2 separate regions of the Homo sapiens genome follow, and region 1 is linked to region 2. A link is an interaction called in ENCODE POLR2A ChIA-PET data of the cell type or tissue named here. Cell type or tissue: GM12878. All regions are shown on one strand.

The links. ChIA-PET counts read pairs that join two places held together with the same protein. Peaks named below come from ENCODE experiments on the same cell type or tissue, not always from the same donor. Only the 100,000 strongest peaks of a DNase experiment are listed, where the experiment ranks them.
Region 1: POLR2A ChIA-PET joins it to region 2 with 7 read pairs; 3 of 35 experiments call an interaction of 5 or more read pairs at or near these places.

The regions. Positions count from the first base shown.
Region 1 is chr3:105,942,240-105,947,239 of GRCh38, forward strand. No RefSeq gene overlaps it. Among named protein-coding and RNA genes, the nearest start is that of CBLB, 76 kb to the left of the region's middle. In GM12878, no CTCF peak of the experiment used is centred here; no DNase peak of the experiment used is centred here.
Region 2 is chr3:105,825,324-105,830,323 of GRCh38, forward strand. All of the region lies in intron 3 of CBLB (Cbl proto-oncogene B), which reads right to left. Among named protein-coding and RNA genes, the nearest start is that of CBLB, 41 kb to the right of the region's middle. RefSeq lists a silencer at 3,631-3,680. In GM12878, no CTCF peak of the experiment used is centred here; DNase peaks (open chromatin) are centred at 1,988 and 3,578; H3K27ac peaks cover 2,368 bases.

The DNA.
Region 1 (5,000 bases), 120 kb after region 2:
TCTTAATATTAACTTGACCTGTAGACTCGGGTGTGCTAAAAGACTTGACTTTTTTGCCCTTCAACTTCACTTTTAGTAAAGAGGTACTAAGATTTACTTACATATATGTAATATTTTAATAAAGAAAAGGAAATTGAAGAAATTCATTGTGTGACAGCAGATATATTAGCAATAAATCCAGGATATAGTGAATCCTTGATGTGAACTTTAAAAAGTTATTCTTAATGTAAGTTTTTTCAACATTGGGTCATCATGTAAGGGACTACATAAATGTAAAAATGGAGTTGATATCAACCTGGAGCTGATATCCAATCCATTTTTTTCCTGGAACCAGATCCATAATCAGAACATATATATAAATCAGATGCTGGAAAGAGATCATTATTGTGATATTTGAATACTTTCTGGGTGCAAAGAAAAGTGTAAACATCCTCAGTGAGCAGTAAACTATGGGAGGGACAGAGTTTTGCTTTTAAAGATCTTATGGGTTTAAGAAATAAGTATTGGCTGGGCACGGTGGCTCATGCCTGTAATCCCAGCACTTTGGGAGGCCAAGGTGGGCAGATCACCTGAGGTCAGGAGTTCGAGGCCAGACTGGCGAACATGGTGAAACCCCGTCTCTACTAAAAATACAAAAATTAGCCAGGTATGGTAGTACGTGCCTGTAGTCTCAGGTACTCCGGAGGCTGAGGCAGGAGAATTGCTTGAACCCGGGAGGCGGAGACTGCAGTGAGCCGAGATGGCACCACTGCACTCCAGCCTGGGCTACAGAGTGAGACTCTGTCTCAAAAAAAAAAAAAAAGAAAGAAAGAAAAGAAATAAGTATTACTAGCCAGGTGCAGTGGCTCACCCCTGTAATCCCAGCCATTTGGGAGGCCAAAGTGAGTGGATCATCTGATGTCAAGAGTTCAAAGTCATCCTGGCCAACATGGTGAAACACCGTCTCTACTAAAAATACAAAAATTAGCCAAAAATTAGCTCAGCGTGGTGGCAGGCGCCTGTAATCCCAGCTACTTGGGAGGCTGAGACAGGAGAATCGCTTGAACCCGGAGGTGGAGGTTGCAGGAAGCCAAGATCACACCATCACACTCCAGCCTGGGCAACAAGAGTGAAACTCCATCTCAAAAAAAAAAAAAAGAAAAAGAAATAAGTATTACTATAAAAATATTTTAGTATTGCTACCAAAAAAAAAAAAAAAACCTGTAAACTCAGTAGAAGGAAAAAAAAGAAGAAAGGAGGAAGAAGAGGGAGAGAACAATTCCTATTATCATTGCACATTTTTGGAATCAAGCAGACATGGGTTGGAAAACCCAAATCCACCATTTTCTAATTGGTTAAATTTAAACCTGGATCTCAGCATCCTCATCTATAAAATAAGAATAATCATAATATCTACTTGAAAATGGAAAAGAGTTTTTCAAACTGTCAAGTGTTAAAATAGTTGTTATTTTGTTGTAATTATTTTGAAACTGCAATTCTATTCTTTCTAACTTATTTTAGTAAGTTATTAACTTCAATCATTGAAACCTAGTATTGGAATTATTGTCAGGCGAACTAGTACACATGACGTCTTTGTGCATATTCCAGAAAGGTGCCCCTCTCAGTAGATCTTAATACTGTGGGGAGAAAGTTGGCAAATACAGAGCATCTTTGTCTGATTCTAGGCCCTCATGACCAGAAAGCCTGGAATTACTTTGCAGGTTGACAATGGTTGAAATTTCAGGATCCATTCACTTCATTGGCTATGTTTTTATGCAGAACAAAACCTGAATTGTGGGCTGGTCTTCGGTTGGAAGACTTTTTGGAGGGCATATAGTGGAGGTTTTTTTTTTCCCTCCTCCAGAGAGCATGTGTAAAATAAGGGACTCATTCATTATGCAGCAAATGTTGTTTGTTATTGGCTTGCTGTATATTCACCTTTAACTTCCAAACATCAGTCTTACATTCCCTCCTCTCAAGTCACAGGATATATTTCCATACGGCAACTCCTAAATTGAAATTTACAGTCAGGTTTTCACTAGGAGTTGGATGGTGGACTTGACTGGTGTCCTTTTTTTTTTTTTTTTTTTAATTTCTAACAGAACTCTCAATTTTGCTTAAATATGCATTATCTTTCTCATATATGGTTATACCTCAAAGGAACATCACCCCTCATATATATAAAGTTATTCTTAACTGGTTATTAGTTCCAGAGTGTTGTGGCTAGTGTAGGACTTGCTGCATTCCTTTGTAAGTGATGAAGCAAGGAATGGCAATGAGACACAATTCTGACCAGTGCAGTCACAATAGAAATATTTTGGATAAAGTTTTACCTCTCTTTCATTAGAGAGCCATAGGAAGACTGTTGGATGTCTTCTCTGGGTTTAATGCTTTTATCCATCATTATCTGAAGGCTACTTTAATTCTGAGCTTCCTATTAAAAAAAAATACAATTTCTTATAGTTCACACCAGTCTGAGTAGGAGTTTCTGTCACTTGGACCCAAGAACTTTATAACTGACGAGCATACACTTGTCTCAAGGCAAGGTAGCCTCAGTGTTTTTCCTTTTCAGGTTTCTTCATGTGCTTTTCTTCCTGACCTAGCTTGTCCCAGTCAACCTCTTCTGATGCTTTTTAACATGTTGAAGGCGAGAGTTGAAAGCAACACTTCCTTATGGCATGTCCAGTGCAGAGCATTCTACTGACTCATGTTGAATTCATGTTGACACAAATCCTATGACATTTTCGGGCACTCCCCAGGGATACCACATCCCCTTCATCCTGTAATAGTGCAGTCATTTGGTGGTTTGTTTAGCTAAAGTGTATATTTTTAAAAAATCATCTTTATTTTATTTCATCTGGTTAGATTTAGTCCATCACTTTATCCAGTTGAAAGAGTATGGAAATCCTTCTTGGAAAACTATGCATTTGTTTTCTCTTTCTTGTTAATCACCCTTAATTAAGTTAAATAAGTCTTTTATATCTTTGTAGATAAAAATTTTGATCCAGAAAGGACTGAAATGAAATTACTGAATCAAGTCATTAAAAAACTCTTCTGATTGAGTTTGATCAACCAGTAAACTCTTTTCATGAACTTTCACAACCACTTAAAAATGACCTGAAGTGTATGATTTGGCCCATGGTCTATCCTACCTTCTACAAATACTGGTATTGTTTTTCTCTTATCAAAAAGAGGTGTATTTTTTTTCTTTTTAGCATTAGAATTTATTTTTACTATCTTTTTAGTTTTAAAATATAAATAGTTTCATTTGCCATTTCTCAGTCTTAATGAACACATTTTGATCTTTACTGACCACTTTTTTTTTTAATAAACCATCTACAATTTTTCCTAGAATGAATATAACATACGTAGCCTATTGTTAATGCAAAACCAAATTTCCCATTATTCTGGAAATCTATTGAGAAACCATTTATCTGACTCTAGCCATTAGATACCAGATAGCTGTTCCATTATTCTTCATAGATCATTGCGAGAGGTCTAGTGATCTCATTGGTATGTAGTTTTATTTTCCTGAAAGGTAATTAATCTTGGCCAAGGAGCTAAAAGTCTAAATCTAGAGTGTCTAGATGCTTTGCAGGTATCTTGGATTTAAATACTCTTGTTCTCATGTATGTTCTATCATCTCCACTCTGAAAAATGATTTCTTTTGATGGAACAGATAGTAAAATACTGTATAGTGATTAAAAATATGGGTTCTATAGTTAGGCTACTTGAGTTCAAACCCTGGCTCTGACGCTTTCTAACTGTGTGACTGTGGACACGATATACAACCTCTATTAATTTCAATATTCCCATTTGTGAGAAAAGGAATGATAACAATATCCATATCATGGTGGGTTTTTTTTTTTTAGGTTAAATGAAATAATCTGCCTACAAGTACTTAGTTTGATACCTGACACATGGAGATCAACTCAGTAAAGTGTAGTTTATACAGCGAAGATAAAAGAAGAGATACAGGGTTTTACATTCTAGTTATTGTAACTAACATTGCTGCTTTAAGTGACAGATCTGTGTTTTCTTATTCTTCTTGCACCAAGCAAGTATTTAAGAAAAGTCCTTTTGTCATCCTTAATATTTCTCACTAGTTGCAGTTTATTCTTGGCACTGTCTTACATTTTTCTTAGAGGCTTTGTCTTGCTCATTCTGGTGCGTCCTGCACCCATCTTGTGTATGTTTACAGACATTGCAATTTATCATGCTGTCTTTTTTATCTTTCTCTCCTCTTTTCTCTCATAAAGAGATATTTGCAGTTAATAGTCATAATTTTATTGGTTAGCATAAACTTTTCTCCTTGAATCAGGCATGGACATCAGCCCCTAACTTTTGGAAAAGTGCTTCCCTAAAGTAGGCACCTATTCTATGCCCAGTATTCCTCTTATTTTTAAGTGAACAACTTTGCATTTTCCTGTGGTTTCTATTTCTGTCAGAGATGGAACAGTTCCTCATGATTGGTTTGAATTAGGCCTAGAGTTCCTTTTGTCACTCAAAACATCCATCTTGTGAAGAACAAAATTGCCCACAAAGTGCTTTGAGAATTTATCAGACGTGGATTTTAGCCAAATTAAAACCGTATTTTTCCAGAAGGTAAGGTCCCTTCCCTCTGTCAGCAGCAATTCCATTCCTATTTAACAAAGAAAACTTTCATTACTGTTCTAGGAATGAGTGTTATCCCTTCAAGTTCTAGAGAGATTAGTGTTTGGATACGTTGTGTCTCAGGATTAGAATCTGGTTTTCTATTTGCTCATTATTTCCTTTTTTTGCTTCATCATTCAGGTTTCTGGGACCATAAAGTTTGTTTATAATTATCTTTTCTGTCTTTCTGTTTCCTCTTATAAAATGCTTTATTTTTATTTTTTTGTCATAAGTCCTCCATAGTAATAGTTTTTATTGTATGAGTTTAGCATTTATCTTACTCTCTCACCTTTTTTATGTAAGGAGGCTGATTTTTAAAGTAAGAATAGCAAATAATTTAATGCAAGGCATTCCCCCATAATATATTG
Region 2 (5,000 bases):
CTCCTTGTTTCCTCCGACTCTCAGATAGTGAGAAAAAGGAGGACCTGGGATGGAAAGAGAAAGAAGAGAAGGGGGGAAAGGAAGCGGAGAGGAAAGTAAAAAAACATTCAAAGCAAAATGTAAAAACTGTTTAGTTTTCCTGATATTTTATGTTCACTCTCTAATCCATATAGGAGAGGAGTCAGGCTCAGTAACTCATAATTGTCCTCTGTGACTACAGCAGTGCCAGGACAGAGTAGGCGCTCAACAAATATCACTGAAGGAACTGATGAATAAATAAATTAATGAATAAAAATTTGAGACTACAGTAGATTAACAATAGCAGATTTTACTGCCATGTATCTCTTGCCTCAGCTTTTAGAGTAAAAACAACTCCTCATTAAATTGTTTTAAAGGTACAAAGTGCTTTGCCATTAGTTGAAATTTTTGTCTGCTTTTGCCTGACTCTTCCTGATGAAAACATATAAAGGCTTGAATACAAAATAGCATGATATCACTATCACAGACTAATGTTAAGCATTCATTTTCCAGTACAATAAACAATGTACCAAAGATCGACCCCAATTTTTATACTCGTATTTCATTTCAAATCAGAACAGCATTTTTGAGAGTATTTTAATGACATACAAATTCCTAAAAATTAAACAAAATGAATTAGTAGATTAAATTCTTGAAAAGATAGCTTCAACTAAGCTCCTTAACAACAATTTCCTTGACTTTTGAAATTTAACGTCAAGCACACTGGAGTTTGAAATGGCTCCAGCATGACACGGCTCCAGCATGACAGCATGACATGGATCCAGCATGTCCCCAATTTTGTTTATGGGGACTCAAGTTAATTGTACAACTCATGTAGTGCTACAAAATAGTAGATACTTCAAAATAATCCATTAGCTTCTTGATCAGAGAAACGAACATACAAATATTTACCACATACACAAAATGCTCTATTAAGTCATTCATAAAGAAGTAATAAAACCATATAACAAGGCAGTATAAAACATGATCTCCATTTTGAAAAAAGATAAAATATTAAACAAGACATGCTATCCTAGAAACACTTTAGCTTTTTGGTATAAAATCCAACAAATTTCTTACTCCACTCTCCAGTCTTTGCCGTCAGACAAACTATATTAGACTAATCATTCATGTGCATTTTAAATGGTGCCACTTCACTGCTTAAGAATGCACAATGGTTTCTCGACAGCTTTTGTAAGATCAAATCTATATTCTTTAGCCCTCCATTATTTTGCCCCCAACTTCCATTCACCCTTTCATCCTCTTGTACCATTCTCTCAAATACTCTTCATAATATAAAGACTTACACTGACATCTACAAGGATGTACCTGCTGCTGGGGTCAGAAGATTGTGGAAGCCTTGGCAGAAAAGGCTTCTGAACATAAACAGAAAAGCAATGATACACATGATGCAAATGCACCCAGAAAATCCCATTACTGCTCCCAGGACCAGGAGACAGGGGATGTGGTATTAGAGGATTTTCTATGTTGGTATGAAAGGAAATGTTCCCTCAACTTTCTCATTCATATATAAAATGAATTTTAAAAAATAAATGAATCCCAGGCAAGAAAGACTATGTGTGTTCACTCCCTGGTTTTCTTCAAAATGCAAGATGCGTGGTATTTACATACACTTACAGCTATGCATAATGAATGTGATGGAATTTATTAGCACAGCCACAAATACAGGGCTTTGAAAGGAAACCAAGAGTAGGACATGAATTGTTCCTGTAATATAATATGGCGCTCCTTTCAATTTTTCCCCACCTAGAGCTTCACACATAGTTTACAACGATTCTGGCAAAGGTAGGGTATTTCAACACAATGAAACATAACTAAATAACTTGGAACCAAATGCTGTCATTCAGTGAAGCTATATTCCATCCCCAGAGTAAATGACGTAAGTAACCTTCTGGACTGAAAATGACAAACCAAACAATGCTTTCTGAAAATTTCTCATTCATCATTATGAAACTTTTTTTTTCCCTCGTACCCATCTCCCACACAGAAGTTGGTTCCCATAACACTCACAATTTCTTGTAAGTGTTATTACTTAGTCTAAAAGGTTGCAAAGCACAGGGCATTTTTCCATCCATTACAATATAAACTCATAAACTCCCCAAGCAAGTAACTGAATTTTACCAGTGTGTATGTGTGTGTGTGTGTGTTCAGAAGTAACGCCAGGAACCTGGTCTCTGTTAAGGTCCTTAAACTCCCATGGACTGGCCAGGGAGCACTTTACCAGCACTGGCCCAGACATTAGCCAAAGGCAGAAAGGGGAGGGAAAGACATGAGGGAGGAAGACAAAGAAAGGGAGGCAAAGCAGACACAAAAATTTAAGACAGGAAATTTAGATTATCAAGAGACAGCACTCTGTTTACGCCTCAAATGGGTCATACATCTAACAGTTACAGATAGTCACAAAATGGTTTAATACTGAATAACTGTAATATAAAAGCAGTATTAGCATGAATCCAGTGGTTGCTCTGAAAACAAGATATAGTTAATAATGTTTTATTTCACATGAAAATGCCTTCACATATTATGCAAATTTGAAACTTAAACCTCAAAAAAACACAGCAGAAATGGTGAATTCTGTCAGCATGGTAATGTATTTTATACACAGTTTTGGCTAAGTGTGACAGAATAATACTATCTGATGCTGATGTTTATTTCCTTCTCGCCTAAGCAAAGCAGCTCTAGTCTATGGAGAAGTCAAGGACTTAGGCTCCTTCTCCCATCCCTGTTCCATCACCCTCCTTCACATGGTTGAGATGACTCATAACCCTGTTCACATTCTAGCCAGCAGGGAGCAGGAAAAAGGGGAATGAGCGGGCATGTGGCTTCCCTTTAAGGGCATGATCTAGAAGCTGCACAGCTCACTTCTACTCACATCCAATTCATCAAAACTTGCTCACAGGGCCACATCAGCAACATGTGAACCCAGGAAATGCTATCTTTACTATGGATGGATAACAATGGGGAAATATATAATGATAGGAAAGGGACAAAATGGATTTTGGAGGCAATTAGCAATCTTTAATACAGATGTCAAAGGAAACGACAAAACAATTTTCATTAAATATTAAATGCTGTTTCACTGAGTGGACTAAACTAAGTTAGAATAAGATTTTTAATTTTTGTCTTTTCTTAAAGGAGAAAATATTAAGATAGACGCCAAAATACTTGAAAGTTAAGATTATATGAAATACTAAACATTTTCTAAACTAACAAAATAAGTATCTTTTCAAATTTTAGTTCCACACATTTTTTTAGCATAAAATAGAAAAGAAATAAATATGCACTAATAAGTTTAAATAATTTCACTCTTGACCCTAGGGCAAAATACTATCTTTCCTTGAGTCATATATTTGTAAGAGAGATGATTATACATAAAATATAAACTGAAATAATTTTACAAATAAACTTTATTTTTCAAACACAACCTACTCGATTTTAACAAGAAACTGTAGGTCTAAGGAGCTCAGCCCTGAGTCCAGAAAGGTCAAAGGAAGTTTTATACAACGTTCTCTTGGGACATTTCATGACATCACCTACAAAGACAGTTCAAGAAGGTGAGAAAACATTTTAACCACAGTGGAACAGAAGCTTCTAGGGAACCTCTATACCACATTTCTAGACCAGAATATTTAACATATATAATTTGCCACAATTCTTTTTAAGTTACAGTCTTTCTTCTTCCTAAATACAAAAAAAAAAAAATTCATTAACAATCAATTTTGTTTTTTTAATCCCCTGTCCTCCCATGTAATGAATGCTGATGAGATCCTGAAATATTCCCCAAAGTAATGAAAAAAAATTAAAAATGCCCAGTTCATATAGCTCCTAAAATATGCCTCCTTTTAGGAAATACAAGTTACTTTTCTAATCTGGTTTTGTAGCTTATGAAAAAAATAAACATTCTTGAATACACAGGTAAAATAAACGTAACGAATACTGTTTGTCTTTCCATAAAGATGTTTTGTCACAGTAAAGGCAAGAAGATCAACTCTCACACACAAAACTGCAGCTATCAGCTGGGTGTGGTGACTCATGCCTGTGATCTTGACGCTTTGGGAGGCCAAGGCAGGAGAAATGCCTGAGCCCAGGAGTTCAAGACCAGCCTAGGCAACATGGCGAGACCCTGTCTCTACAAAAAATTTAAAAATCAGCCAGGCATAGTGGCATGTACCTGTAGTCCCACCTACTTGGGAGCCTACTTGGAGACTGAGGCAGGAGGATGGCTCAACCTAGTAAGTACAGGCTGCAGTGAGCTGTGTTCATGCCACCACACCATAGCCAGAGCGACACAGCAAGACCGTCCCAAAAAAAAAAAAAAAAAAAAAAAAAAAAAAAAAAACCAAACTGCAGCTATCTTCATAATAATGGAGGAAGATTTCTTCCAAAATCAAATTTTTCTATTTTTCTTCTACATTATTATACTTTTGAAACATTTCTTTATATTTCTAGTTAATTATCCTACTGCAAGAGAAATTCTTGCTATTGAAAGCCATGATAAGAAGTGTAAATCATCTATTACATATATTTGAAGTGGTATCTTCAAATAGTTTTAATTTAAGGGGATATCTCATTTCATATGTAATTAGTCAGCACATGTATAAACCCAAGGATCCCAACTGTCAGATGTATTTTATTTGCTTCCCTTTTCACTAGAATTCTTACTCTGGGGAATTCCAATGCCTTAGGTGTTATAAATGAGAACAAAGAAGAAGGAGTGATGCAGAGTTATCACACTTTCTACCTCCTCCCCTGCCCCTGCCCCAGTAATGCATTGCTGCCAACATCAAAACATCTTGGAAGGCTGTCCAGGGTATCGTTACCTTACAAATCCCCATGAACCATGATGAGAAAAGCCTACTATTAATAAATAAATAAAGCCACGTAATAGGTGTCCAAAATTGCCTAATAAGATTGCCCATTGTTTATATGACAGACATTTAGATCCTTGTACTCTGTACTTA